Linked DNA regions of Mus musculus: all the other regions are linked to region 1. A link is a loop called in an ENCODE intact Hi-C map of the cell type or tissue named here. Cell type or tissue: left cerebral cortex. All regions are shown on one strand. Region 1 has its middle 12 kb from the start of Mir29b-1. Region 2 overlaps Lncpint (long non-protein coding RNA, Trp53 induced transcript). Region 3 overlaps Lncpint (long non-protein coding RNA, Trp53 induced transcript). Region 4 overlaps Mkln1 (muskelin 1, intracellular mediator containing kelch motifs). Region 5 overlaps Lncpint (long non-protein coding RNA, Trp53 induced transcript). Region 6 overlaps Mkln1os (muskelin 1, intracellular mediator containing kelch motifs, opposite strand). Region 7 overlaps 2210408F21Rik (RIKEN cDNA 2210408F21 gene).

Region 1 (4,000 bases):
GTTCCAATGAGAGTGCTCTTCACTCGAATGTGTGCTATCTACCGTTTCAGACACACGAAAGGAGTGTGCGTTGTTAAGGTGAGGGGGAAGCAGTGCACACACCCACATGTGTGGGCGTGGCGTCCAGCATCCCTCCATTCTGCCAAGTTGTGGTGTGACCAGATGCCCTTTTGCAGAGCTGTGGTTTACCCCACAAACCCTCTGAGCTGGAGGACTCCTGTTTCCATTGGTCCCTTCCCATTCATTCCTCTTGTCTGCTGTGAGGCCCTGACATGGGAATGATGGGCCTGCTCAATACTTTGGGTGCACTGATTGAACCAACAAGGAGCGTTAATTAAAACTTTATTCGAGTACAAGTACAACCTCTTAGGTGATTTATGTGGGCTCTCCCTGGGACCTGTGGGCAGTCTCTGGAGTCACTTGCGATGGTGAGAGGGTTCTTGCAAGTAACCAGAAAGCATAAATTCCCACCCTAGGGTTTTACTACCCTTTTTTATTTGCAGAGTGGTTGGCCCTGCCGGCCTTCTGGCGACCCCGGCCTGTGGTACTGTAGAGAGTGGTGCTGGAACAGGACCAGGAAGCTCTAAGCCCTGCCTCTCTCCTGACTGCCCACCTCTCCCCACAGGTGGGATTCACAGCCCCGCTGCCTCCAGACTAAGCTCTGAGCACATCCGAGTCACACACACATGATCTTTTTGGTTGTTCCCCCTCTGTGACGTGCTAGAAGCCCTCCAAGGTGCACATAGATCTGGTTGTGTGTGTGAAAGGCCTGCATGCTGATTGGCCTTTCTAGAAAGGCTAAGTCACGGATGCCTGTCCCAGGCCTGGAGTTCAGTTACTGTCCTCTCCCTCTCCAGACCGTTGCCAAGTGACAGATACCAAAATAACTAGAATGTTCTCTTAAGAGATCCAGACCATGAGAGGACAATGCTGGGGAGGCGGGGGGGGGGGGGTGCTGGGACTGGGGAGCCCAGGTAGGGTATTAAGTCCTTCCTTTTTCTCCTCCTCCTCTACATGAAGAAGGAAGGCATCCTTCATCACAGGGGGGGGGAGGGGGAGAAGGGGCCACCCTGGGTCCAAGTTATTGCATAGGAGGCAGCCTCTCGACGGTGGTGAGGAATAGAGGTGGGCTTGAAAAGTTGGCTTCACCCACCTGAATGTTGTGCCCTGAGCCAAAAGGGGTGGAGTCAGACCCAGCCTCTACCTGCTTGCCTCTCCTGGAGGTGACCTCTCATTGGAACTCCCTGTGAGCCTCTATTGTTTCCTGCTTTGGGGGATTTCCTACAGGCCTAGCCCTGCTGTTGCTGCTGCTGCTGCTCAGACTCCTCACCCCAGACCCACTGACTGCCCAGGGATTCTGCTGGGTTTTCAGTAGGAGAGAAGTGTTTGTGTAGTGAGCTTGTATATCCTCTCTGGCATTGGAGCTGATGGAGTTCTGCCCTTTAGTGGGTGGGAGCACCATTCCCTCCAGTTTAGATGGCTCTGGTTTTCCACAGCATTGGCTGTATGAGGCCGCCACCTGGTGGCCAGCACGAAGCAACGTGTAACTCGCTTCGTGCTCTGTGAAGGGATGCTTTAGCAGTGACCTCTGACACACTCACTCTACACACATCGGTCCAGCCTACATACTTAGCATTTCTGCTTTGTCATATACATAATCAGCATTCTCGCCTCTTCGACTTGGGAGTCACTTTCCATGCCCCCTCCTACATTGCTCCAGGCACATGGGCTCTTTCCTGGCTCCCAGGGTTACAGGCTCTCGTCCAGCTCCCGGGAGAGCTGCCAGGCCCCTCTGCCCTACAGTGCTCTCCCTCCCACCTACCTGGCTGATGACCACACCTCTGAAAGTCATCTCAGGTACCACCTCCCCTTGCCCCGGCTTCCCTCTCAGCAGGCCTGGCTCACTTCCCTCAGCATGCCTCAGCTCCTTTTTTGGAAGAAAAAGAAAGAAACAGAAAGCCAAAAGGCTGGAAGGAGAATAGGGAGGGGGGAAACTTGAGAGGATTTAACAACTGTATTATAATCAGATGTTTTTCTTCTCCACAAGCTAACTTGAAAGTAGAGACTGCCTTTTGTCTCTGGGCCCCTATGTAATAGGATCGCCCTGGCATCTGACCATTGCTCACTGGCTATGGGGAGGCATAAAGGGAAGAGGTCTCCTTTGAAGCAAACTTAGGGGGTGCTCATGGCGCTGAGAGACTGGCTGGGAGTGGGGGTGGGTTGCTGAAGCTATCTGAAGAGCTGCACTCCCAAACCTCTTCACCACAGCATTGCACAGGAGGTGTCTATTTTCCCCCCACTACTGGAAGGCTCCTCTGTTTGAAACTTCTCCTTGTTCAAACCCCTTCAGTGACTCTTGAGACCTACCTGTGGTCTCTACCCAGACTTGAAGGCTTAGTAGCAACTGGGTGGTGGTGCGCGCATTTGATTCGCTCTGCAGCAGAAGCACTTGCTGGGGGTTCTGGACGGGTTCAGTTGAACTGCTCTGAGGATAAGGCCTCATGTGGCTCCACCACAGGACCCATCAGTAGAGTTTGGGGCACACAGTAGGGAGACATTCGGGAGAGTGACAACAAAGAAGAGAGTGTCACAAGGCAGCTTATGATTGATGGCTAAGGGAATGTGGTGGCAGTTAAACAAAATACCTATAGAAGGTGCCTATAAAAGATGCCTTTCTCCTATAAAGGGCCTCACTCCAGACCCATCCTGCAGCCTGTCCCCCTCACACAGCTGTCGCACTTCACACCTGGTAAAGGTTTAACCTTCGTAAAAAGATTTTGGACTCCAAGCTTCGGATAGACTGCAGCTGATGGCATGTGTACTTTAGTCCGCCCTTCCCACCCATCTCCCTTCCTCGTCGAACCGGTTCCTTACATTTTTATATAAACAGCCCCAAGGCCACAGTAAAGCCTCCAGCTACTTCCTCTGAGCCTCACTCTCCTCGTTAAGCATGCCACCTTTCTGGGGCTGCCCTCTAACTGTGACCTGCCTCCACGAGGGACCCTGCCCTCTCTCTGTAGCCCAAGCACTTGACACAATGTCTGGCACACACTATGGACATGAAAGGAAAAAAAAAATCCAGGGAAGATCAGTTGATTTGACACCATCAATGGGTGATGCTGTGAGCCCAGAACAGGCAACATGTCAGAATGGGTTGGCGGAGTGTTTAAGGAACAGGTACGAATTGTCATAACCAGACAGCGAAAGTTGTTTACATTTGAAATATGGAAGAATTTTTAAAAAGACTTTGAGGCAGAAGAGCTCAGGGTCCAAACTCTCTGCCAGCTCAGCATGTGTCTGGAAGAGACTAGGTGTGGAGAAGCCCAGGGTGGGCAGCAGGTTTTCTTCCTGGCAGAGGGCTTGTCTAAAGGAGGGAGAATGCCCTGGGGTCACTAGATCTCACCATTGAAAGGCCTTAGGCATGCTCTGATCTCTGGCAGCCTTTAAGTGCTGGTACCTCTTTAGAAACCATCACCTTCGAAGTTGGCAAGGAAAACCCAGGATTATTTTTTTTCCTACTTTTTGAGACAGGGTCTCAGGTAGGCCAGGCTGGCCTCTAACTTACTACTTACTCTGTTGTGACTAAGTCTAGCCTTGAACTCCAAACCCTCCTCCCCACATTTCCCAAAGTGCTAGAGTTTCTGGGTGAGCCAGTGTGTGCTACTTCAGAGTCAACATTTTTAAGAACCAGGTGCACGCCTGTGGCCCTGCCTTCATTTCCTGTAGTGATAGTCACCTTGGTGTCCTCTTTGTGGCCTTGTGGCTTTGGCCTTGTAACCCACGTTGCTTAGGCCATAGATGTGAATCCCCCTTGGCCATAGGACTAGCCCCTTCTAAAACAAAGACTTTCCTTCAGGCGCCGCCTTGGGCCTGGCTCTGTGCTGTCCTTCAGTCCCCCTGCCCTCGTGACTAGAACGACCTGGAAAGCTGCAGCAGGCAGCAGGTGGACCTCCTGAGCTGAGTCACCACCCTGGGAACAGTGCCCTGCTGAGGCCATCCC
Region 2 (4,000 bases), 50 kb before region 1:
GTCCTGATGACTAGAGTCAGAGAGAAATCACCCAATGGTGTCTGCGGTCAGCAGTGTTAGTTCTCTAGACAGGCAAATGGCCCTAAATGGTAAAGTGCAGGATAAAGACCCAGGATGCTTGGATGAGGGGCACACTCTTGGGCCCCACAGAGGCATCAACACAGGTTGTTCAAGAACACATTGAAACATTTGTTTATGAAGGCTGGGTTACACCTTTGTTTCAGCTCTTGTTAGTTTTTCAACAAAAGTTAACATTTCCTTTTTTATAACTTTCCCACCTCCATGGAATCCCCAAACCATGGCCCCGGCCTCTTAGCCTGAGAGTGTGGTACCTGCCTGCCTGTACCTACTTCAGACTCACCAGCAGTCATATACAGAGAGCAAGCTCTGGCATTGGTGTGGGATACGTTGGTAAATTGCCGGTGTCGACATCATAATTCTCTCTCGCCTGGCGGAGGAGCCAGCTCTCCTTGTGGTTGGCTGTGGTTTCCTCTGGGCTGGGGAGAGTGGCAGGGAAACAACGAACCCTGTCTAGTTTTGACTCTGCCCGGGTGTAATGCATCCTGCGGCTCTCCTGAGATGGGCTGTGAGAGGCTTACCAGAAGGTTGGCAAATGAGACTTCCACACGCCTCAGCACCCGGTAGCCAATGGCTTGCTGAGCCAACATAGATTACCCCCTTGTGGTTTCATTCATCAAGGGGATCCCCGGCTTCATCAGAACACAGCCATGACTCTTCCCTGCCTCCTCCAGAAAAGCAAGTGCGCACATCTTGCCCTAAGAAGAACTCGGGGTGCCCTGGGTAAGCAGAAATGGGAGGGATCCTCCCCTAGTTTCCTCTGTGTGGATTGGGGGTGTTAGGGAAAGAAGCTCAGAGCTGCTTTTCTTTGAGTTTTCTTTTTTTTTTTTTAACCCAACTGCTATTCAGCGTTTCCTTCTGTCTCACCCTCTTCATGTGTAACCCACCTTCATCAAGTTGTACTTTCAGTTTCACATTTTAAATTACAGGATTCCTCTTTTCCTTGTGCATTTGAAAGGTTTTTGTAAACTAAGTAGCCACAGTTACTAAGTTACTAATTACGCCTAGTTCCTGGTTCTAAACCAGTTTTTAGGAAGTTTTTAGGAGGTGCTTTCACAGCTAGGCAGAGGGGAACGATCCCTGTAATGAGTTTAGGAACTGATGGTAACATGTCTGTCCGGCTTGCCCGTCTCAGAGGCCAACCTCGGAAAGAACACTGCTGAATCTTTTCTGGTGAAGTCAAGATCTCTCTTCCCCGTCTGTTGGTCTGTTTTCTGTCGGCCAAGCAGCTCATCCCTGTCTCTGGGCGTGGGCTTTGGTCTGTGTACATTCAGTGTGGTGGCATTTTTCTAGAAGAAGTGACTAAATCTTCTTGGATGAATTCTCTCTTTGAACGAGGTGGTTGGTTGCATCAGAGAGGCATTTACAGTAAATGGCTCCCCCTTCCTGTGCTGGCCACATGCGAAAGAATGCTCTAATTCTTGTTTTGAGGAAGCAGGAGCTATACAGCTCTGAAAACTCCCTGGTCTCATTAAATAGCCAGATTTGAATCTTAAAATTTTTTTCAAGTTGGAATCACTTTGTGCTCCCTAAATAAATGGCGCAGAGAGAGAAAGCTTTCCACTCCCGAATTCTGTCTGGAGCGCCTGATAGTTCCCAGTTCAGAAAGAGGAAATGGCATTGAATATAGATGTAGTGACGAAGGTCTAAAGTAAGTTCTTCACAGCCATTTTGTATTCCGGCCATCTGCTTCTTAGGTGTATGGGTGCTTGGTCTTTGGTGCCCTGGTTCTCAGTGCGATCCCGTAGCTCTTTGCCGAGGTTCTCAGGAAGCAGGTCTTCCCCCTAGTGGAAATGCGTGAGGGCGCTCTGGCTGTTCTTTGAGGGAACTTTAAGGTGCAAGCCCCATACAAGAAAACGTACGCAGTATTCCAAATGAGTTTATGTTAGGTGTTCATGTAGTCACCAATTAGTTTATAATTTTTTAAGCCTAGATTTAACTTTACATTTTTATAATACAAAACTATTTTGTATTTTTGTAATTCACAGAGTATATTATCTTTCATTTTGTTGTCTAACAGTGGTTCACCCTTTTATCTGACTACTTTAAAAACTTAAAAATCCACTTACTTATGTGCCCACGCGCTATGGCACATGCGTGCTGTGCACGTGTGGAAGTCAGAGGACAATATACAAGAGTCAGGTGTGGTTTTCCACCTAACTTTGAGTTCTTGCATGGAGCTCAGGACAGCAGACTTGGCAGTGACTTGCAACATACTGCCATCATGCTGGCCTGTCTGTCAGCTCAAACCCAAGTAAGTTACAAGGGCCTCTTTATTTCTGTATTGAAATATAAATATTTTACTTATACATTGCTTTTCTCCTTTATATTGAATTTAGGGAATTGCCCTAGCCTTTTAAAAGCTATTTATACACTTGTTGATATTACTGTTGAGTAGTATTTTGGAACAGTACCACGTGATAGAGCTTATTATTATTATTTCATTAATAGAAAGGGGGGCTTTGGAGGCCAGGGCCATTGCTCAGTATAAAATAGGGAGGAATGTACTGCTGTAATCCCAGTGCTCCTGTGGAAACGAGTCCCAGCCGCTAGCCTGGCACATAAAAATGGGCAAATATTGAGGTAGAAGGTGAGGACCTACGGCCGAGGTTGTTCTTTGACAGCATATTCGTGCCCGGTAACATCTGTGCATTCACACACACACACACACACACACACACACACACACACACACACACAGAGGAGGACCCCGTGCTGAGCAGGGTTTTGAACCACTGACCTCACTGCTCCTGCTGTTTCCACAGGAAGGGCAGTGTAAGGAAAAACAGGTATGGAGAGAAGTTTATCCATCACGGTGTAAACTAGCCGAGGAGTTAAAAATAAACACAGATTTTCTTGCAGTGGGACATTGTGTCCCTGCCTTCTTACCGTGAACCTGTTCAGTGTGTGCCATTTGAACTTGAGACAGTCCCATGCAGCCTAGCACAGCACAGGGAAGGGACTGACTGTATAGTCGAATGACTCTCCTGGGATCAAAGCTGTGTGAGTAGGCTGACCACCACAGTGGTTTCTGGTGCTTCCTCTTGGGCTCGTGATTTTTAATTTCCTAGGCCTTTTATTTGGATAATGTCTTGATATTGTATGGGTGTAATTATTTTTCTCAATTCTTTTTGGATTACTAGTGGAAGATTTTATTTTGCTCTTTGCTGTCCTCAATTTTCTGTTGTTTCCAGGGTCTTTTTGTTGTTTATCTTGTTTATTTTTGATGTCGATGTCTCTGTCTGTGTGTGTGTTGGAAGGGTGCCTCTCCCACATGGGTGGTCTCCCTGTATTGTGCTATTGGAGAACTGCTGAGAGTTGGGGGGAGCAGGCTTTATTTGGGAGTTCTCATGGCCATGTGAGTGGTTCAGTCCTCACGAGGCTTTTACTTAGAGAGTCACCTCCCTGTTTTCATCACCTGGGGTGGGGTGAAGTCAACACAGGAGACCTGCTTGTGTGACACCAGACACTGTCATTACCTCCTTCCATTCTTCTGACCACTTCTATCCCATACTACACTTGCGTCCTTTGAACTTGGAGCCATATAGAGGTTCTGAATAAACTCGCTTGGCCTCCTCTGTGTCTCAGACAGAGGCCAGGACAAGAGCTGCCTCTGCTTAGCATATTGGGTTTCACTTCACCCTCCAGACATTTGAGCAAATTTCTCCACTCTGGAGAGTGTGTGTGTGTGTGTGTGTGTGTGTGTGTGTGTACAGAAGGGGGGAGTGTGTGTGTGTGCCAGGATAAAGAGCAAGAGTACCTCTCAGTGATGGATTCATACCTCTCATGTAGCACAGCACCCCTGAAGCATACCCCATCTTAAAATGGCAAGTCTCTCTACTAGTTATCAGAATTAAATCGGAACAGTTAGCCAGATGTGTTAAGTTTTCTTTAGTGTGACAAAGTATCCAAGATAATCTAG
Region 3 (4,000 bases), 100 kb before region 1:
GGCTAAACCATGCCCCAAGCCCTGGCCCTAAACCACTGCCTAAACATCTCTATACTAGATCAGATAATGCCTACATGTAAGTCTTCTAACAGGGAGGCAATTTCCGTGCCTGCGACAGCTTCACGAAGGTCAAATGGAGGCAGTAAGACCAAATGCTGTAAAGCGCCTTTCCCGTTGGCAAGTAGGGAGGTTAAGTTTGGCTGATGTTTGTCAGAGCATTGAGTATAACTGGGAAAAGTGGACGCTGACACCTTCTGGGCTGCTGATAACTAATTCACAACCTGCTAATGGAACCTGACAGAAGTCTAAGCAAACAATCTGTCTATCCTGAGAAACCTCAGCATTTCAGAGCATCCGCTATTTGGGTCCTCTGAGGTAATAGTGGCACAGTGTGAGGTTATTCTCCCTGTGGAAGATACTCGTTAGGATAATAAAGCATATTTATATTTCATACCTGAAGTAGAAGTAGAGTTGTGTTTTCTTTTCACAGTACAGTCCTCCTTTATTTAGAGGAAATTGAGAACTAAAACAGGAAGAGCCAAGTGGGCATGGTGGCACATACCTTTAGTCCCAACCCAGGGAGGGATAAGGTTCTTGGGGCAGTAGATGGTAGCTAAGAGGAACCTTGGAGCGCATTCCAGCAGGAGCTGCCCATTGTCTACCGTAGGACCAGAAGGGCATCAGATTTTGGAGTCTGGCCGTCTCCACTCCCAGTACCCTCATATCTAAAATAGAAAATTACATTTCAATGTCTTTTGGGTAGACTTCTACATTTTAATTTTTTAAAAGACTATTCTTTATTCTTAGATGGTTTCACTCATACATGCAGTATTTCATGATTGGATCTGCCCCTAACTCTCCATCACTTCCTTCTGACACCTCCCAACGTATGCCTCCCCCACCTTCCCCACCATCTTAATAAAAGAAATCAATAAGCTTAGAAAAAACTTCCTTAGTCTAAAGCAAATGGAATAAAGTAGTTTAGGAAACAGTTGTTTGACTGAAGTTCACTAAGCCAAAATTTAGGATTTTGGTTAGCACCAAGTATAAGCTTCCCTGCTTTTGTACACTGACATCAGTATGTAAATGAGGGTGACACTTTACTATTTTGGGAAGTGTGATTATTTATGCCTTGTCATTCAAGGAAGTGCTTGCAGTAACAAGCAGATGCACAAAAGAAAGTCCTCTTTGTGTCCCTTTGGGGTAATGTTGGGGAAAGAATATAGAAAGTTACTCTTCTTTCTTGGGAAAACTGGTCCATGATCCACTTTTTTGGTTTGTTAGTGATCATGACTCTAAGTTACCCCGGAACTTATCCAAACACAAGTTGAAGCTAGGGTTTCCCTGAGCCATAGGTAAGTCTTTTCGTGACATATGGTCCACACATGCTTTAGGAGCAATCTTGACAACAAAACGTTCATGTGGGCAGATGTCGTTTGTGCCACTGCTGTGCAAAGTGGGTGCGGCACACCCGAGCTGAACACAGGTCCCTGCGAAGGTACTAAGAGGAAGCCAGTGAGCTGTTTCCCTATCACTGAATGGCAAAGATGAAAGTCTCCACTGTTGGAAAATTCTAGAAGGTCCTCCAGGCTGACGAGCCACTCCCGGAAGCAGGCTTTTGTGTGCCACAAGAGGGAGCCCCTGATCTAAGGCATGAATTCTCATTTTGCTAGTATTTGTTTCTTTTGAGCTTAATATATCGCCCTGACCAGACTGGAACTGTATAGACCAGGCTAGCCTCAAGATCACAAGAGATCCACCTGCCTCTGCCTCCCAAGTGCTGTGATTCAAAGGCGTGACCCACCATGGCTAGCTTTTGCTGGAATTTACATTTATAAAGGGAAAAAGTTTGAGCTCACGGTGTTTGCTTTTAAGTGTAATTTTACTGTGGTGCTTTGAGTATTAGAAAAGGTTCCGAATCTGGAAGGAGGTCACCTTAAGCCTCTCCCTTCCCTTTGGTTCCTTCTTACACGTTTTATCTGTGACTTGTTTGTGGCAGATTTAAACACCACCCCTGAGCAGCCAGCCTGTCCTGGTTCCCATTATAGGGCTGTTTCCTGGGGAGCTGATGTGAGAGCTCTCCTGTGGTTCATTTCACTCACGTGGAGCTTGCTGCTGCCCCCAGCAGAGGAAAGTGGCTCTTGTGTAGAACGCGGCATGATTTTACCTCACTGTGTAGCACGGTGTTCATACATGCTCTCCTCCCACCCCTATGGTTCTGTCACAATACTGCGATACTCGCACTGGTCACAAGAGGCCAGCTCTCTTGCTCAGGGAGGCAGAAAGGAGGTAGAACATAGCTAACAAAGAGGCAGGCCACCATCTTTCTAAGTTACTCTTTAAAATCATGGGTCATTTTAGCAATACAAAAAGTGCATAAGGAACTCAATATAGAACTCAAATGGTACGTGGTCATTAAGACATACTATGTGTTTTCCCAGAAGCCTTTGCTCCTCACTGCTTTCCTCTCTACTGAATCTTGTCATCCCAATGCATTTTAAAAACATGACAATGTAAACATACATATATTCTCAAACATAGCATCATTTCACAGCATGCTGTGTTTTGTATGTTCTATCCAAAGTATCAGTTGTGTCTGTTGGGAGGGAAGGAGAGGCTGAGAAGATGGAGGTGTGGGAAGGATGTCAGATCAGTCCAAGTGTTGATGCTTATGGAAGAGAAGAAATGAGGATTGGGCAGAGGGACAAATTAGGCAGTCAGAAAGGCTCCACGAAGGCTTCATCTGATCCCCAGAGGGACTGCTAGGGCCTGTCCTGGCTTTACATTATATATAGCTTAATATCTGCCAGTTTTTGGCCTGACACAGGGATGGGAGGGATGAGACTCCTCCTGCAGATGGCTGTCAGGTTGCAGCAGTCCTCAGAGAGGTGGGGAGTAAGCTTTCCCTACTTAAAAGGGACCGGGACAGTATGTCTCCCTGATCGTCACAGTTCGTATTGTATGCATTTTCTGACCTGGAATTTTTCATCCAATGATGTAACTTTGAGATTATTTATATTAATTGTCTGTAGCCCTTATTTAGTATTTTTATGGTCTTGAAGTTCGTTCATTTGTATGTGTGGTAATGTACTTGTTAGTGTATGTATGTGTGCCCTCAAATGTGGAGGCCAGAGGTTGATGTCTGGTGCCTTTTTTCCATGGCTTTGTGGCCTCTCAGTGAACCTGGAACTCATCAGTTTGGCTTTACCAGGTGGCTGTGAGCATCAGGGATACACCTCTCCCCTCCCCTCCCCTCCCCTCCCCTCCCTTGCTGGGGTTACAGGCATGTGCCTCTGTCCTGAGCTTTTTACCTGGTCCTGTGAATCTAAACTTATGTTCACCCAACTAAGTCATGTCTCCAGATATATGTCACTGTTTTTAAAATGTATTTTCCTATTGAAAGACTTCTGAGTATTAAAGATTTTTTTTAACTATTAGAAGAAGAGTAACTGCACTTTTTCCCACTTCATAGAGAATGCACCGGATTAGCTCTGGGGTAGATAACCAGGAAGTTCCAGGGGCTTAGAGCACTCACAACTTGAAACTTAATAGCTGTCATGATTTGCTCTTTGAAGTGCCTGTTTTGGGCCACAGCCTCATTAACACTTGTCACTGTCAGAGTTTAATTCTTACCAAGCTAAGGGTATAACATGGTTTCTTGTATTTTTAGTTAGAATTGTGTTGATTATGTAGGAGATTCTGAATTTGCATTACTGTCTGTCTGTCTGTCTGTCTGTCTCTGTCTCTCTCTCTGTGTGTGTGTGTGTGTGTGTGAGAGAGAGAGAGAGAGTGTGAGTGCATGAGTGCGTGCGTGAATGTGTGGGAGCACACGCACATGTATGCAGGTATTCGAAGAAGCCAGGAGAGGAATTCGGATCCTCTGGAGTTGAAATTCCATGTGTTTATGAGCTGCCCAATGTGGGGCCTGAGAACTGTCCTCTGGAAGAGCAGGAAGTGCCCTTAAACACTTAGCCTTCTCTGCAGCCTATGTGGCTATGCC
Region 4 (4,000 bases), 380 kb before region 1:
ACTAAAATAGCAGTAGCAATTGACCTTTTGTTTTATAGTACTTCTGGGCACCCTCTGGATAAGGTTACCCTGGTTCATTAACTTTAATAACCCTTCCTCTTAGGCTCTGAGTTCTCAATGTTCTTTCTGAAAAGCAGGTCTCTTTGTACGCATAAACTCTCACAGCAAAGAAAGCCCACATTTCCACAACAGCCTCATTGATAGCTGAGCAAAATAAAATCTGGCACAGGGCAAACATCCCAACAGAATCAAGCCAAGATGTCATTCCTGTCCATGGAAGCTTTGTGGCCCAACTGAAGCAATAGTACAGCGAAATGAATTCTGTAAAAACTTATTTTTTGATATACCCAAATAAAAGAGGTATAACAAAAAATTTTAATTACATCACCTAATCACTTAAGTTTCACAAAGATAAATCACCCAGAAACAAATACCAAAAAGTGTTACTAATATATAAAAGATAAAAAGGTTTAAACTATGAAGCTATCTAAGGAGAACTATGGAAAGAAGTACGGTGTAGAAAAGAAAGGAAAAGCATCAATCTTAGCAGGGAATCCGGCCTACTGGAAGTCCATGCCCACACATACAAGTCCTGTAACGACATGCGTGGATATCCTGAGGAACACAATCTTCCTCAAGCAGCAACCATCTTCTGTTCAGTATTCCCCTTAAAGGAATATAGGCTATCCTGGCTATCAATTTCTCTTAGCACTCCAACAATATCTATTTGAAAAGATTAAAGCACTGATTTGAACTTACAAACCACTGAAAACAAAGTTGGAATAGTTCCTTAGCCTTGAAAAACTTACAATCTGGATGTGACTATACAGGGTATGTAAGTGACCACAGGGCAGAGGAGACCAAGTCCCATATGAAGGCAAAAGCACAACAGGCAATCTAGGACAGAAGAGTACCTGGCTGAGGGACACAGCACAGACTTGGGGGAAGAGTAGCTTTGTGTTCTGGCACAGTAAACGAGGCACAGAAAAGCTGTTCAAGCAAAGTAAAATGAGTAACAATGATATGGAGACAGCGTGACAGCAGTGTTTTAAAGGCATAAACTCCAAAGTCAGGCTTCAATCTCCACTCTCTACAGCTGTGTGACCTCAAACGTCCTTGAACCACTAGTTTCCTAATTTCTAAATATGGTTACCTTTCATAAAGACACAGTGAAGACCTATACATTGCATTCAAAGAAGTTAAACTATATGATAAATAAGTAAATAAAAGAAAATGTATAAAAAATAAGGACACAAAGGTAGTGGCCAGACAGGAAGTTTAAAAAGACAGGCAGTGACTAGATCAGGGCTTAAACTTAATCCCACAAACACTGAAGGAACTATAGAAAACCTTAAGAAGAGGGGTTGGTTAGGATCTGAACTTGCTGCAGAACTGACTGAAAAGAAAGACATAGGGAATGAGAGAGATCGGTGGCAATATGATTAATAGTAGCCTATTTTCAAAATTTCAAGCCAATTTCCTTTAAGAGACCATTTCAGGCAATCACCAATCAATCCACAAATTACTATTTCACAAATGTTACAATTAAACTATAATTCTTGGGTACAAAGGATATAACATTTAGTACTAGAACCAAATAAACCATGGATCTACAGTGCTATAATTTACACATTGAACATGAATTAAAAATAAGGGAGGTATGTTAAAACAAGTAAAGAATTTGGCCTTTGTACACCATTTGTATACATTTTTGTATAGTAAAACAGGCTTTTGCTTCAAGTACTCAACTGCAGTATCTACCACTATACTTAGTAAATCAGGCTGCTGATTGCATAAACCTCCACAAGATGGCACACTACAATTAAACAAGTTTGCCCATTTTGAAACTATAGACTGTATCAACTATGTCCTAACAGATACAGCCAAAAAGTCAGACACAAAATCAAGTATCAACAAGAAGGCAGGAGCCAGTGAAGTGGCTCAGTGGATAAAGTCTGATGCCCTGAGTTAACCTGACTACACAAAGTTGTCCTCTGGCCTCCATATACACATTGTGACACTCACACTCACACTCAAACACAAATCATACATAGCACAAAAGGCAGAATTGTAGCCACATGAATGAATGTCTGATTGCAGTTAACAACCCAAACTCTACTTTATTCACGTCATTAAAAAGCTTAAGGGGAACTGAGATTTTTTTTTTTGAAGCACTTTAATATGGTTGCTACAGAGGTAGTCCAGGGTTCAGAAAGTTATGGAGAGCCTCTGCGACAACTCCACCAGCTTCTTTGCAGGTATCAAAGAATGGTATATGTTACCTGAGTCTTATAACCTACTCAGAGGGCAGCCATGGGATTTATACTTTAAGTTCCTAAAATTCAGCAATAATTACACGGGAAGAATAAATAACCTAAAATAAGACATTCTATGCTTAAAAAACAAAAACAAAAACAAAACACGTCTTTTCACACAACCTGTTTTACCTAAATCACAGTTGAAACCCAACTCACAATTAAAGAATATTAAGTAAACAGGTATCAGTTTCTGAGACTATAGTTAATAAAATTAACATACCGATAGATACAGTAAGACACAGCATCACATTTATCTGCTACTACGGAAAGTACAATATGGTTCATGATGGAATAAGTTTTGGCAATTAAATATTAAAATTTAAGTATAAACTTCTATGGTTACTTTACCCTCGGATCTGGCATTAAGCAAGCTTCTATTCAAACTACTGACTGGAAAAAAACACTGAAACTTAGAAACTATTAACCTGAATGTTTAAGAAAACAAGGTACATGAAACACTGGGAAGGAACAACTGCTTTGGCATACAACCACATCAAATAAGCCAAAATAAAACGTACTTATTTTACAGGCATACACCATTATGCCTAGCTGTACTTGGCTTTTAATTTATTTCCATACATGACTCACTGCTATTTGTGGCTATTTTGTTTTTTCCCTTTTAAGCCTTGCTGGAAAAGGAGCGTGACTTCTACTGTATTCTGTATCTGACCTACTCCTAACTGACACGCCTAGTACAGGCATGAGACAGCACCATGCTGCACTCCATCCAGCCCTGCTCACACCTCAATTAACTCATATAAACTCTTGAGACTAGAGAAACCCACTTAGAAACTGCTACAATTCTGTCTCTAGTGCATAAAACAGATTACGGTAGGAAAGATGTCCACACCTTCACCTTCTGAGCTTCCCAAGAAGAACCTCTGCTAAATGTAATCTTCAGTGACATTGTAAAACTAAGTTCTGACCTGACATTTGCTATCAGTTCAATCTTTCTTTTCCACCTTCAAATTCCATAACCTATTTTTAAATGATCTTTTTCTCATATGTGCACATTCCCTGTCACGTATGGTCTCTTTCCCACAGACAGCAGGGGAGTAAGCACTCTGGAGCTTCTGCCTGCTGAAGGTCAGCTTTAAGTGTCAAGGTTGACAAACTGGAACAAAGTGCATTTTGCTGAGGAAATTTAAGGGGTTTCTCCACACAATTTCTCTTAATGTGTTAATAACAAGAAAACAGTCTATATACAATTTGCCTCTTTAATAAACAAACCTGATACAGGGAAACGAGCGCTTAAGAGGCCCCGTGCTATTCAAGCCTACTTCTGTAGGTCAGGCGAGTATTTGCAAGAAGGGGCACGGATTAGGAAGCAAGATGAAAGAAAAGTTTTCCAAAGACTCTAACAGTACTCTCGAATTCTAAAGTTACTATATATTTAACAAAGTGTAAAGTGTTCAGTCTTATTACTAATAGTTTTTGAAAATAGTCAGACTTAGTTTCCAAACTGCATTTTTCTAACTATTCACAAAATAATATGAATCTACAATATTTTTACTCAAGTACTAAGGCAGCACAACAAAGTAATAAAATGGTATAAATACTCTTAGAAAAAAGTAAAATGCTGTTTGAGCAACTACTGGCATTATACAGAGTAAAGGTTTATACACTATAACTACTGAAAGGCCAAGTTTCTCTTAGGGTATCTAACTTCATCAGCACAGCAG
Region 5 (4,000 bases), 81 kb before region 1:
AACACACTAAAACTAATAGCTGTTGAATCTGAAACAAGCAAAAACCCCCCTGGGGAATGACACAAACCTGTAACACCATCATCACAGGGACAGTGAGGCTGAGGCTATCACACTCAAGGCCAGAGTAGGCTGTGCGGAAAATGTTCTCTGAAAACAGTGGCAAAGCCCCTTAGCACCCTTTGTCTCTCTTCTTTTCTGTTGTGATCAAGCAACCTGAAAAACACACCCCAACCTACTTGTGCTTGGAGCTTGAGGAGAGGGACCCACCAGCTGTCGGAAGGGACTTGGCAGTGGGAACCTGAGGCTTCCTGCTAGTGCCTGGACGTCCCAGATGGCCCCAGACTTGCCCACACTGTTGGGACACATGAGTCTGTGGGAGACATTGGACATCTAAACCCTAATAGGAACTATTTAATGGGGTCTTCAGACAAGCAGTTAATAGTGGTTTCGACCATTCAATAGATTGACTTCCTGAGAATGTAAAGCTTGAACCAGGCGGCATGGGGCTTTGGGTCGGTAGTATTTGTTCTTACTTACTGATCCATGGTCTCAGATGACCAGTGCGCTTGGTGCTTATTTCTAAAGCAAAACTTAACCCCTGAAAAGCCCTTTGAGATCACCTTATCCCATTTCCTCATTTGCCAGGTGGAGGAAGTAACTTCTCAAAGTTTGAATAAGTTATAAAAAAAAGTCCAGCTACTCAGAGGTTCTGGCCCCCAAGTCTTACAGCATTGGGTTGGGCAAGTCCTTGTGGCGGTTACTGTAGGGATTCCCGGAGGAGTAGGAGCTGGGCAGTGTTGGCTGTGATGGGGGTAGGATAAGAACAGAAGTTCATGTTGGATTTCTTGCCATATTTTGAGTCTAATAAAAGAAGCAAGATATATCCTTGAGGCCTTGGGAAGAGCAGGGATCACACCTGACTTTTGGGAGAAATTTCTTTGTGTGGTGTAGAATGATTTGAAATGGCTTCCATCACTAGAGATCTTGGAGGAAGTGGGAGTGACTTCGAAGATTGACACGCCAGCTCAAACATACCTTAGCCCTTCCTGTATCTTATAGGCAGTAGCTGCCTGTACCTCTTGGCTACAGGAAGTATCTGGTTGTCATAGTTACAAACAAGCCTGAACTTGAGTGTTGACATCTGAAGGCTGTCAATTAGTTTGCTTTAATTTGGGTTTTTCTTCTTCCATAGGGAAGTTAGTAAACCCTTGCTTATTAACTGGTATGTGAAATTGAATCATTTTGTTCTTGTAATAGGTTCCTTTTCTGTCTTATTTACGGTTAAAGTATCATCTGACATGATTTTTGTGTGTTCATCTTGGGCAGTTTTTTTCCTCAATTTTTTTAATGAAATGAAGTTCGTGTAGAACAGTATATATTGTTGTGTCACAAACAAAGCTTTCAGTGATGCATCTGCCTTCGACAAATGTGCATTTTCTCCGTAAAAGGGAGCTAGGGTCTGTCTGCCATTCCCTCCTTTTTTTTTTTTTTTTTTTTGCTAGCTGTTCTGAGTGAATACAATCTGCTATACATCACTTGCTCTTGAAAAAGGTATTTTGTTCAGACAGATTCTGGCTATATAGCCCAGGCTAACCTCAGTTTTGTAGTCCTACGCACCTGGCTAACATTTCTTCCTAGTAGTTAAGATAGAGACAGAGCTCGGGCCCAGTGGACCTTTTGCTCAGATTGGTCTCAAATTTGCAGCAACTGCTTCAGCCCCTCAAGTGCTGTGACTATAGAGGCACAAGCCACTTCCCTGGGCTAACAAATTCTGTTTTTTTGAGACAAGGTCTCACTGAGGTAGCTCTGGCTGGCCTAGAACTCACTGTGTAGATCATGCTGACCTCAGACTCACAGAGATCTGCCTGTCTCTGTCTCCAGCCAGCTAACAATTCCTTAGAAGTTTTCAACTTATAATTAGAATGGATTGTAGACTGGGACATCTCCTCCTGGTGGGTCTTCCTGGATAAGCCGAGACATTGTTGGGAGGTAGCCATGTTGAGTGGTGTACTACAACTGAAATTCCTAGCAAAGTGCTGGTTCTCTGTAGTTGGTAGTGAGGTGGGCCCTCCATACAGTGGAATGTGGCGTCACTTGTGAGCTAAGGCTTGTGCAAGGGAAGCAGAGTGTGAGCCTGTGTCTTCAGGTGTCCCTTCTGGTTTGGTGTCCTGCGTTTGATGGGTTCGTTTGATTTGTCCCTTTCTTTTTTGGCCAGCAGGTGGCACCTGGCTGTCTTCTCTCTTGCTTGCCAGCTTTGCCTTCTTTATCCCGTTCCTTCTCTGCACCCCCACCCCCACACACTTGGCAAATGTGTCACCAGAATTGATGCCATTAAAAGTCTGGAAGTGACAAGCTGTCTTGTCAAAGGGACAAGAGGGAAGGGAGGGAACAGGCTTTCATGGCTTCAGGCTTCACCGCAACTGTTTCATTCTCTCTGCTAACACATCTGCTAGATAAACAGTTTTTCTTGGATGCAGATTCAATATTTTATTATGACGTCAGGCTTACATTTCCATCCATGCTGTTTGGCATGAGGAAGGCTCCTCTTTGCAGTATTAGGTAACAGAGCCTCTTGTTATTTTTGCCTTTTCTTTTTAATACGAAGATATCTTTAAGAAAAGTACCGTACAGGTGAATAGATTCCACTTACTTGTATTTCAATATTCTACAGACTATGCCGAATTCCACTCCCCATCCAGTCTCAGGCAGTAAATAGTTACTGAATGCTTCCAGGTTAAGTATCTGATAGAAATGCTTGGGACTGTCTCTGTCATTAGGAATGTGGGTCTTCCTGGACGTCACTGGTCTGCTCTCTACAAGAGAGCCTGGCTTTCTATGCAGTATAACCCAGAGTCTCATCCTGTCCAAAGACAGCTTCCCGCTCAGACCCATCCCCATTATGATCAGCTTCCTCCTGTCACACTCTGTCCCCTAGCACACACCTGCAATCCTGCATCTGAGAGGTGGAGGCAGGAGGATCAGAAATTAAAGGCCATGCTCAGCCACAGAGTGAGCTGGAGATTCAGCCTGGGCTAGACCAGACCCAATCTCAGAACAAAAGCATACCATGATTTCTGACTCTGAGCCTCTTGACCATTTCTGGACCTTTCCTTGGATGATCCACTGCTTGGTACTCTGTGTGTGTGTGTGTGTGTGTGTGTGTGTGTGTGTGTGTGTTACATTTGACAAACTAAAGGCCTCTCAAGCCCCAGTAAGTTTCATAACAGAGTCTTGCATTAAAATACTTTACATTAATTGATTTGTTGAACAGTTTGAATTCCAGCCCTGCTATTGGCTAGATTTTGGCCACACATAGACCTCTCATTTTTGTACAATCTGGGAAATAGGAATGATAATGAGTATTAAAAAACAAACAAACTTTGCCCACTGCATGTGTGTTTTCAGTAAATTGTGGTATGTTTGTACACATACACACTCACACAGAAGCACACACACAGCATATGGCTGAGTTTCTAGTCATTAGAAGAAACTGCATGAGTACCTAGTTCAAGAAGAAATGGAGTCACTTTTAAAGATTTTTTTCCCCAGAAACCACATAACTTTTTGCATTCAGTGACTTCGTGGTATTGGGTGCTTGACATCTGCCAATCTGCTGTGCTTTTTGAGAGCCTTGTCACTAGTGTAGATTCTTAGGTGGCCCCTTCCCTTTGGCCTAAGTGTAGTAGCTGCCCAGGGGATGTTTGAAATGAAAAGTAACTTGGCAGTAGCTTTATCAAGTGCTCTGCTTCAGTAGTCTGCCGCCCTGGGATGGGATATTCCCAGGTGTGTGGAGATGGGGAAATTATCTTGGTAACCCTCCCTAAAGATAAGGTGATAAGAAGAAGCCTTCAAGTTTCAGGGATGAGACAGTGTAGCTTTGTAACAGAGCATCCTTAGTGAATAGAGGAGGAATAAGGGCAGCACATGCTGTGCTTTGGATTTCATGGGCATTCTGTCATTCATACTCAAGTGTGGATCTTCATCTCCAGTCTATAAAGTT
Region 6 (4,000 bases), 320 kb before region 1:
GAGGAAAGTTCAAGTTAGGAGAGCATCCGGGGCAGTAATGAGGAAACAGTGTAACCATTAAGTAAAACGGCAGCCCAGAGGAGGAGCCTCCCGCCCTGCACTGGGATAACGGAGAAAGGGTCCCTGAGAACAAGACCCTCAGAGGCTCCAACTCATGAAGGTCTAACACAACCACCTAAGGAACTATTTCACCAAAGCTGGCCCAGAAGGCATACAGATGTTGCCATGTCTGTGGTACGGGGGGGCTGGACTATATCATGAACTGGCAGCAGAATTTGGCAGCAGCATCTGCATGGTTTGGAACCACTAAAAATGAAAACTTAGAAGCAGTCATGGAGTCCTGATCTGCACTGATACTGCAGAGCCACTGAGGCCAGGTAGCATGTGCGGGAGTCAGGGTCCCTACCAGGAGGCCCGGGAAAGCCAGTGCACATGGCTATATAGGTGACCTGGGGGCACTAGAGATAACTAGGACCATGGGATGTCTGCCAATGAGAGCTGACAGGATGAATGGTGCCAGCCTAAGAGAGAGGCTATGTGTGTTACAGGCAGCAGAGCTGGAGGAGTGGAGCCATCCAGCCCATTTAGAACCCAGATGATTGTATTACAAGCCTCTGATGCAAGACACAATGCTGTAGGATTTGGTGTTTGCCCTACTGGATTTTGGTCTTGCTTTGACCCAGTCACTCCTTTCTGTGCCCCCATTCTTTCCTTTTGGAATAGGAATATTTACTCTTGGCCATTTTATGTTGGAAGTATATAGCTTGCTTATTTTGTAGGAACTCACAGTTAAGAGACTTTGTAGTTGTTATTGGCGGCCTTTTTGGGGGTTGAAGGACCCTTTCACAGGGTTTGCATATCAGATACCCTTCATATCAAATATTTACATAATAATTAATAACAGCAGTGAAATTAGTTATGAAGTAGCAACAAAAATAATTTTCTGGATGGGGGTCCCCACTATATGAGGAACTGTATTAAAGGATGGCTGCATTAGGAAGGCTGAGAACCGTTGGGCTCTAGGGACTGTCAATGTTGGAATGCATGCACTTTGCTTTAGAAGATGATCCTGAGCCTATGAAGACAAGGGATTGGGCACTCTGGAACTAGATTCCTAGATGATTATGAGCCACTATGTGGATTCCGGAAACTGAACTGGGTCCTCTGCAAGAAAAATAACTATTCTTAACCACTGAGCTATCTCACCAGCTGCAGAAGACCCTTTCAACTATAAGGGAGACTATTCCATGGGTAGAAACTCTGAATTAAATAAAATTATAAAGTGAGCTGAGTACTTTAGATGAGCACTCATCTTTCTCTGCTTTCTGACTCTGGGTCTAGTGTGGCCAACTGCCAGCTTCTCTGCCGGGGTAGATTGTACCCTTGAAGTATGAGCTGAGCTAAACCCTTTCTCCTCTGACTTGCTTTTGTTAGTTTTGAGTTTGTTTGTTTTACTAGTTTGCCTTTTTAAAAATCACAGCAGCAGGAAAAGAAACTAAGATACTAAAGAAAATCCCCCCAGGGAGATTGGAAGCATGATCGTGTTCCCATTGACCATGTCTTGAATACTTGGAGCTCCCGTTGCTATCTCAACTCTCAGAATCGCCTGGCAAGTAAACTGAGATGCTTGGACATCGAGGATCAGTAAGCTTGTATGTATTCTCTCCTTTAAAAGCCAGTGTGTATGCATCCTCGCCATTACCATCGGGCTCGGGGTTCAGAGAGCTAAGAGGAGGAGCCTCTGATAGTCCGGAAACTGACAGTTATGAAGCCTGCTTTTTCCAATTTGGGGAGTGGAGTTCTGGACCTTGAGCATACTAGACAAGCCCTTTCTATGGTGGCTGTACTCCCTAGCCCTGAATTCATTTCTTTAAGCAAAATGCTGTCCAAAAAGAACAAAAGAAATGCAAAAAGGACAAGTGTAATATTTTTTGTTGTTGTTGATTAAGTAGGTAGTTTGGGGTTGTTTGTTTCTTAAGGCAAACGTATTTCAGCCTTTGCCCAGCAGGGCCTTAAGCTGAGTCAGGGGTGAACCTAGACATAGGCATCAGGTGTGAAGTTTAGGCCAGGCCTGTCTTCTCCCAGGAGATGGCAGCAGCAGCAGCATCTGTGTCAGCGGTCGGGGAAGTAGGGCAGAATGCATCTGCTTTCCCTTTGGCAATCAAACCTAAAAATTCTTGGTTCCAGAGGCCACTTTATCCCTTCCTTGGTTTGCTGAGCTTGTTTGGAGCCAGGCACTGGGAGTGTAGGAGCTGGCAGAGAGTCCTCTTCATAAGTGCCTAGCTTTTTCTGTAAACATTTTGGTCTAGGCTACGACCTTGAAGCCAAGTGTGAAGGAGCTGAGAATCTCTCTGGCCAAAAGGAAGGAGCTTCAAAAGGAAACAGCCAGTAACTTTACTCTCCCAGTTCCCACAAGCATAAATCTAGAGGGCATCATACAAAGAATACAGATTCTTGACCTGGGCTCCCAGCCACCAGCCTGCTGACCTTGTCCTTGAACCTGTCAGAGCGACAATTCTTATCAGCCCAGTGTGGACTCAGGCAGTCTTCACGCACCTGCTAATGTTTAATTTGGAGAGGGCGGGCATGGACACATGTGCGCATGAGTAAGCCAGAGGTCAGCTCAAGTGTCTTCCACTTTGCCTTTTTGGGACTTGTGCTCTCACCGACCTGGGGCCCACCAAGGAGGTTAGGCTGCCTGGCCAGCAGCAACCCACCCTCCCAGTGCTGGGATTATTACATGTGCACTACCACTCCTGTCTTTTTCACATTCGCTCCTGGAGGTTGAACTCAGGTCCTCCTGCTGGTGCAAATGATGAGCACTTTACCCAGCTGAGCTATGATCCTCAGTCCTAATTTTTAAATTTCGCTTTTATTATTTGGATTAAGTAGGACTGCCCTTCACCTTTGCAGAATTTAAACAAATCTTAGACACAACAAAGCGCCACTTGGTTCCAAGTTAATCCCAGCTGAGCACATATCCTGGTTTGGCAGACACTGCCAGCTGCATAGGAGGTGGGCAGAAGTCCCAGGAAATGTCTGGATACCACACAGCTATGGACGAACTGTCAACTGCTGGAGATTGCTTTGCAAATTGCCACATCCGAATGGAGCGGACAAAACGATATTTCAAAAGAGCAATTAACACTGATTCTTAGTATGTTTGGAACCAAAAGGCCTTGGGGGTGGGGGCGGGAAACTGGCTCAGCAGAAGAGTGTTCCATCCATCTGGGTTGTCATGGCCAAGGTCAAGGAGCTTTGAAGCTACACTCTTCCTGTGCCCTCGATCCCTGCCATAGCCTGGGTTCTGTGAAACTCTAGGCATAACTAGTTTCCCTAATTTCCCCCTTTCATCTAGTTGGCTCTACTTCCCTTGCTTTGTTAAACTTCCATCTATTCACTGAAGTAAGCAATTACCCTTCCTCTCCCATGTACCAGGTACAGAGGATACGCCTGGCTTATGTCTGTTCAGAAGTGGTTGGTATAAAACTATATGTGGTAGTAGTAGTGATGTTGGTGATGGATGTAATCTTGTTTCAAATGTCATATTTCTAATGATGGGTATCAATAGACCAGAGCAGAATCATCTAGATAGCACAATAATCCTATAGTTCCATAGGAATTGGCACCCATGAATCAGTCAAGACAACCCTTCCTTGTTCATACAAAAGGCACCATATTGAAATCTCTTCCAGATTAGGAGCCGTGGCTCCAGAAAGCTAGTATCGGTGTCAGTGGGGAATACATACATGCATACATGTGTGCACATATATGCATACACACATCTATATCTACAGATATCAAAACAGTAAACTGGGGAATGACTGTGATAGGAAAGTTGGTAATAAAAAAATAATTCTGGACAACTTCACATTAGAGAGGAGAACCCAGAGGGCAAGTCAGAGAGTGAGGGGACACAGGGATATCCAGAACGTCCCAGACAGTGGCATGCGCGCATAGACACACACACACACACACACACACACACACACACACACTG
Region 7 (4,000 bases), 250 kb before region 1:
CTACTGTAAAGGATTTGTCATTCAGGCATCAAAACCTGCTTTCTCTTTTTCTGGGGAGTATTTTGTGCCCCTTACCTTGCCCTGTGTGTTGGCGCTGCTGCTGTTGTTGCTCGGGATCAATCTCAGAGCGTTAAGTGCACATTCAACCACTGAGTGACTCCCAAAACCAAGGCTGTGTTCTAATTTTCCTCTTTGCTGGGTGTGGACACATGACCGAATTACAGCAGATAAATATGAGCAGAGGACATGAGAACCACTTCTCGGTTCAGCCCAAAATCATAACCCCAATACGCCACATTCTCTCTCACTTGCCAGCAGTTTGGTAACAGCTAGAAATGGCTCTGTAGGTTGCACATTTGAAGGATGGAAGAGTCACGAGAGAGAAAGCCTGCTGTCTTTGAACTGCTGCTAGAAAGAATAGTACAGCTCTTGGATGCTATATGATAAGAGAACCTTCCCGTATTCCTGAGTCATGAGATCACTTTCCAGGTAGACTACAGCAGCCAGTATTGTCGTCATCGACACAGACAGCAAACACTGAGCCCCTTTAATCCATCCTTCTGTCTGTGTGAGTCTCTCAGGAGTCTAGATATCTGGGATCTCACAAGAACCCCCAGTGGACTGTGAGCTCCTTGTGGGAAGTGACTACCATTCATGTTCATATCCTTAGTGCCTAGAGCAAGCGGCAAATAGCTGGTGTCTAGTAAACCCTATAAATCCTTTTGGAAGAATGAGTGAGTCCCGGACATCCTGCAGGGACAATGGCTTACTTTACTGCCCTGTCAGTTAGTTTGCTATGACCCCACTGCTTTTTTCTGTTGTCCCTTGAAATATTAGAACATTATTAATATGGCACTAAACCCTACCACCCTCTAACTTACATCACTTTCTTACTGTCTTTTCAGGCACAGGGAATAAATCTAAGCTGTCTTAGATAGCTCTTCAACTACTTGACAACGCCTCCTCCTACCTCTCCCATAAAAATCCCTCTGGGCTCCAGGGTAAGTAGTCTTATGCCCTTCAACTCTTCTAAGATTGTCACCACTGGAACTCTGATCACTGCTCTGCACTCCCCTGTACACACTCGGGGCCGTCACTGTTCCCTGTTCAACCAGTACTCATGGTTCTCATCCTCTTGGAATGGACTGACCCTCCCATGGTGGGCCACCTGTCCCTCTCTAGGACTCTATACATTAATCAAAGCAGCTCACTGATTTTAACAATTCTAGATACAGCTATGTGGCCTGGAGATACATCTGAGCTTTCCATCTAACTTGCTATCTCTTCTCTCTACCACAGGAAGAAGTCCCCTGCCACCAATCTACACACCACTTCCCTATGCAGTCACTTCACCTCTCTTGTATGAAAAATGAGATGGCTGGGCCACATGATGACTGAGGTTTGTTTTTCACTCAGAAATCCTTTGTGTGCAGAACAGGAGATTCTGGGAGAATGCACAGGCTCTCATGTAGGATCTCTCACCCCTGTAGCAATGGGAGTGTAAATCTCCCTAGAAACAACAACCTTGGCAAACAACATGAAAAACGAAAGGTAGGCTTTCTCAGCCTCAGCCGTATTAAACCGCTACCCACTGACGTCTGGATACTGCGATCTGTCAGACGTATACACTAGAGACAATGGACCACTGGTATAAAGTCAGGAAGAACACAGCACCTGCTAACAGTGATGAAGCACAGGAGAAACTGGGGTGTGGCTCTTAGAAAGGTAGTTCTGGGGAATATACTGCCCACACTTTTGAAACTCAAGGAATAACGAGCATATAGTGGGATTTCAAACTACTGAAAGCTTAGATGGGTGCATCACCAATTTCTTCTTCTCATTTTACACATGGCATAAGCATACCCACTTCCAAAGACCCTCAACTACTGGGTCAAAAGTGCTGTTTGCTGGGGGCATGAGATCATGTCTGTATATCTCTTGCCCTTGGACATGTTCTTATAAAGCAGACATCTTGCTTGCTTTTAGCTGATTAATTTTTCTTGCTGGCTGTTTCTGCTGGCTAGCCCTCCCCACCACCGCACCCACTCTTCTGAGGCTAGGTCCACTTCCCACCTCAGAACACGATTCTGCACATTATTATTTGACCTCCTTTGAAAAGCTCATTGCCAGCTTTCTAACCTGATCTGGGCACATTCCCCATCGGGGCCTGCATTTCCTGTGGATGATGAGTTGGTTTCCTAGGTGACAGAGGAAAGGAATAGACCTGTTAGCTTGTGGCTTCTGACTCACTCTCTGCAATGGACGTCACAGCATCCTGGCTGAATAAGTGGATGCTGATAATAAGCTTGAGCTGAAGGTAGCAGCGGGGCCCTAGTGGTTAAGACAATGGAGCGGTACCGGCTTGCCCTCCCACAAGGCAAGCCAACAGATCCCATACACTCTGGATCTGAAGGAACAAACAGCAAATGCCAGGCCTCTGAGCCCAGTCCTTTATAAATTCACAGTGGAATTCTGTTCTGCAATGATCTCTGTACCGTTTGCTTTTCTGGGACATGGAAGAGACAGGATTCTCTAACGAAATGGCCCATGAAGGCCAAAAGGAGAGGTAGCAACAAACCAAATACTCAAATTCAGTTTACTGAGATGACAGCTGTCTTTATATTTTTCACAGTTGTTCCCAAAGGGGTAAATAAACCCACAATGGCCCAATCAGTCACTAGAGACCACAATGAAAAATGACAGATTCATCTTCAGAAAAGTTAGAGTTCATGAAACTTAGAGACAAGGACACATGCACACACACACACACACACACACACACACACACAAGCTTACATTTTAACTCCTTTTTCTGTCAACTCATCCCAACAGTGCACAAGTCAATGAAATCTGTGTGGAACCAAAAACCTGAAGCGTTCCTTTGTTCTTCAAGTCCCAGTCAGAACAGGCTCAATGGATTCTTAAAATTCTTGAATCCCTTAGATGACCAGCAAAGCTAAAGTTCCTTACAGGCGATAAAGCATCTTGTTTTTTCTCAGGGGCCTTGAGGGGTACTTTAAATAGCACGAGCAAGCATCTGAATGAATTAGACAGCAAATGTAGGTTAGCTTTATTTAGACAAATAAAGAAGCAGAGAAAGTTGTCTGGTTCAAGGGCAGTGCAGCCTGACATGACAGCATTTCTCAGAGGAGGGGAAGCTGCTTTGGGAGAGAGAGGTATTTTGGGCAAAGAGCAAAGTTCCTTTGTAATCTCTGGGGACAGAGATGCTACACTCTTCAGCACACAAGAGCAAGATTTAAGAATGGTCAGCTAGTCACTGAAGGGAAGAGCTATAGATTTGCAATGTAAAATGGGGCATAGCATGTCTGAGTTCACCTTTTCCTGTTCCTAGGGGACATCACCAGAAAAAGATAAGTTTCTTGGAACATAAGCTGGGCCAGGGAGCACCTTCAGCCTCTGGGAAGCAAGGCTTCAGATCTGCAGCAATGGCCCCTAGTTCCCACACGGGGTTAGTTACAGTCTCCCTGGGAGACCAAAACATGATGCTGCTCGAGTCTGTTCTGCAGAATGGCATGCTATGTGCACACATCCTATGCACATCTTCCTGCATATTTTAATCCTCTTTAGATACCCTGTAATACCTCACATCATATCAAAGTCGTATAACTGTTGTGATGCTAGACTTTCCAGAAATACTCAGAAAATAATTCATGAATGTTCAGGATAAACGCAACACCTCCCCACCGCCCCCCACTGATGCCACCGCCACCAATATCTTGTTGGTGGTTGAATCCGAGGATTAAGGATCCATGGATACTGTGGACCAAGTAAACATCCAGATGGAGGGCCTCTGGAGATACATAAGCAATGGCGTGGGGACATTCATGCATTCACAATAAGTAAGTGCTTGAGGAAACAAGTCAATAAATAGGCTTGGATTTTTCCTGTGCCTTTCCTCTTCACCCTTTTCTCTCTGAGATTATTCTCTGGTATGGTTGCTCCTTTATACATGTGTTACGGAAGGTAGTAGCTTTAGGAA

Evidence for each region. Hi-C counts contacts between places; a loop is a spot of excess contacts. Peaks named below come from ENCODE experiments on the same cell type or tissue, not always from the same donor. Only the 100,000 strongest peaks of a DNase experiment are listed, where the experiment ranks them.
Region 2: it touches region 1 in a loop (2.3-fold over the local background); 14 of 42 quality-filtered maps call a loop at or near these places.
Region 3: it touches region 1 in a loop (7-fold over the local background); 23 of 42 quality-filtered maps call a loop at or near these places.
Region 4: a loop joins it to region 1, with 2.3 times the contacts of the local background. A loop is called at or near these places in 10 of 42 quality-filtered maps.
Region 5: it touches region 1 in a loop (10-fold over the local background); 13 of 42 quality-filtered maps call a loop at or near these places.
Region 6: a loop joins it to region 1, with 2.5 times the contacts of the local background. A loop is called at or near these places in 6 of 42 quality-filtered maps.
Region 7: it touches region 1 in a loop (6-fold over the local background); 6 of 42 quality-filtered maps call a loop at or near these places.

Annotation. Positions count from the first base shown.
Region 1 is chr6:31,073,456-31,077,455 of GRCm38, reverse strand. No RefSeq gene overlaps it. Among named protein-coding and RNA genes, the nearest start is that of Mir29b-1, 12 kb to the right of the region's middle. In left cerebral cortex, a CTCF peak has its summit at 1,527 (motif pointing left); DNase peaks (open chromatin) are centred at 1,464, 1,791 and 3,981; H3K27ac peaks cover 1,402 bases.
Region 2 is chr6:31,123,250-31,127,249 of GRCm38, reverse strand. All of the region lies in intron 3 of Lncpint (long non-protein coding RNA, Trp53 induced transcript), which reads left to right. Among named protein-coding and RNA genes, the nearest start is that of Mir29b-1, 62 kb to the right of the region's middle. In left cerebral cortex, a CTCF peak has its summit at 1,867 (motif pointing left); DNase peaks (open chromatin) are centred at 571, 1,369 and 1,791; H3K4me3 peaks cover 1,159 bases; H3K27ac peaks cover 1,655 bases.
Region 3 is chr6:31,174,156-31,178,155 of GRCm38, reverse strand. All of the region lies in intron 1 of Lncpint (long non-protein coding RNA, Trp53 induced transcript), which reads left to right. Among named protein-coding and RNA genes, the nearest start is that of Lncpint, 42 kb to the left of the region's middle. In left cerebral cortex, a CTCF peak has its summit at 1,611 (motif pointing right); a DNase peak (open chromatin) is centred at 1,529.
Region 4 is chr6:31,451,768-31,455,767 of GRCm38, reverse strand. All of the region lies in intron 8 of Mkln1 (muskelin 1, intracellular mediator containing kelch motifs), which reads right to left. Among named protein-coding and RNA genes, the nearest start is that of Mkln1, 55 kb to the right of the region's middle. In left cerebral cortex, a CTCF peak has its summit at 1,800 (motif pointing right); DNase peaks (open chromatin) are centred at 175, 1,815 and 3,032; H3K27ac peaks cover 985 bases.
Region 5 is chr6:31,154,275-31,158,274 of GRCm38, reverse strand. The region is part of intron 2 of Lncpint (long non-protein coding RNA, Trp53 induced transcript); the gene reads left to right. Among named protein-coding and RNA genes, the nearest start is that of Lncpint, 62 kb to the left of the region's middle. In left cerebral cortex, a CTCF peak has its summit at 2,215 (motif pointing right); a DNase peak (open chromatin) is centred at 2,257.
Region 6 is chr6:31,388,994-31,392,993 of GRCm38, reverse strand. All of the region lies in intron 2 of Mkln1os (muskelin 1, intracellular mediator containing kelch motifs, opposite strand), which reads left to right. Among named protein-coding and RNA genes, the nearest start is that of Mkln1os, 7.8 kb to the left of the region's middle. In left cerebral cortex, a CTCF peak has its summit at 2,052 (motif pointing right); DNase peaks (open chromatin) are centred at 2,152 and 3,116; H3K27ac peaks cover 716 bases.
Region 7 is chr6:31,323,170-31,327,169 of GRCm38, reverse strand. All of the region lies in intron 2 of 2210408F21Rik (RIKEN cDNA 2210408F21 gene), which reads right to left. Among named protein-coding and RNA genes, the nearest start is that of Mkln1os, 74 kb to the left of the region's middle. In left cerebral cortex, a CTCF peak has its summit at 2,329; DNase peaks (open chromatin) are centred at 2,234 and 3,146; H3K27ac peaks cover 2,248 bases.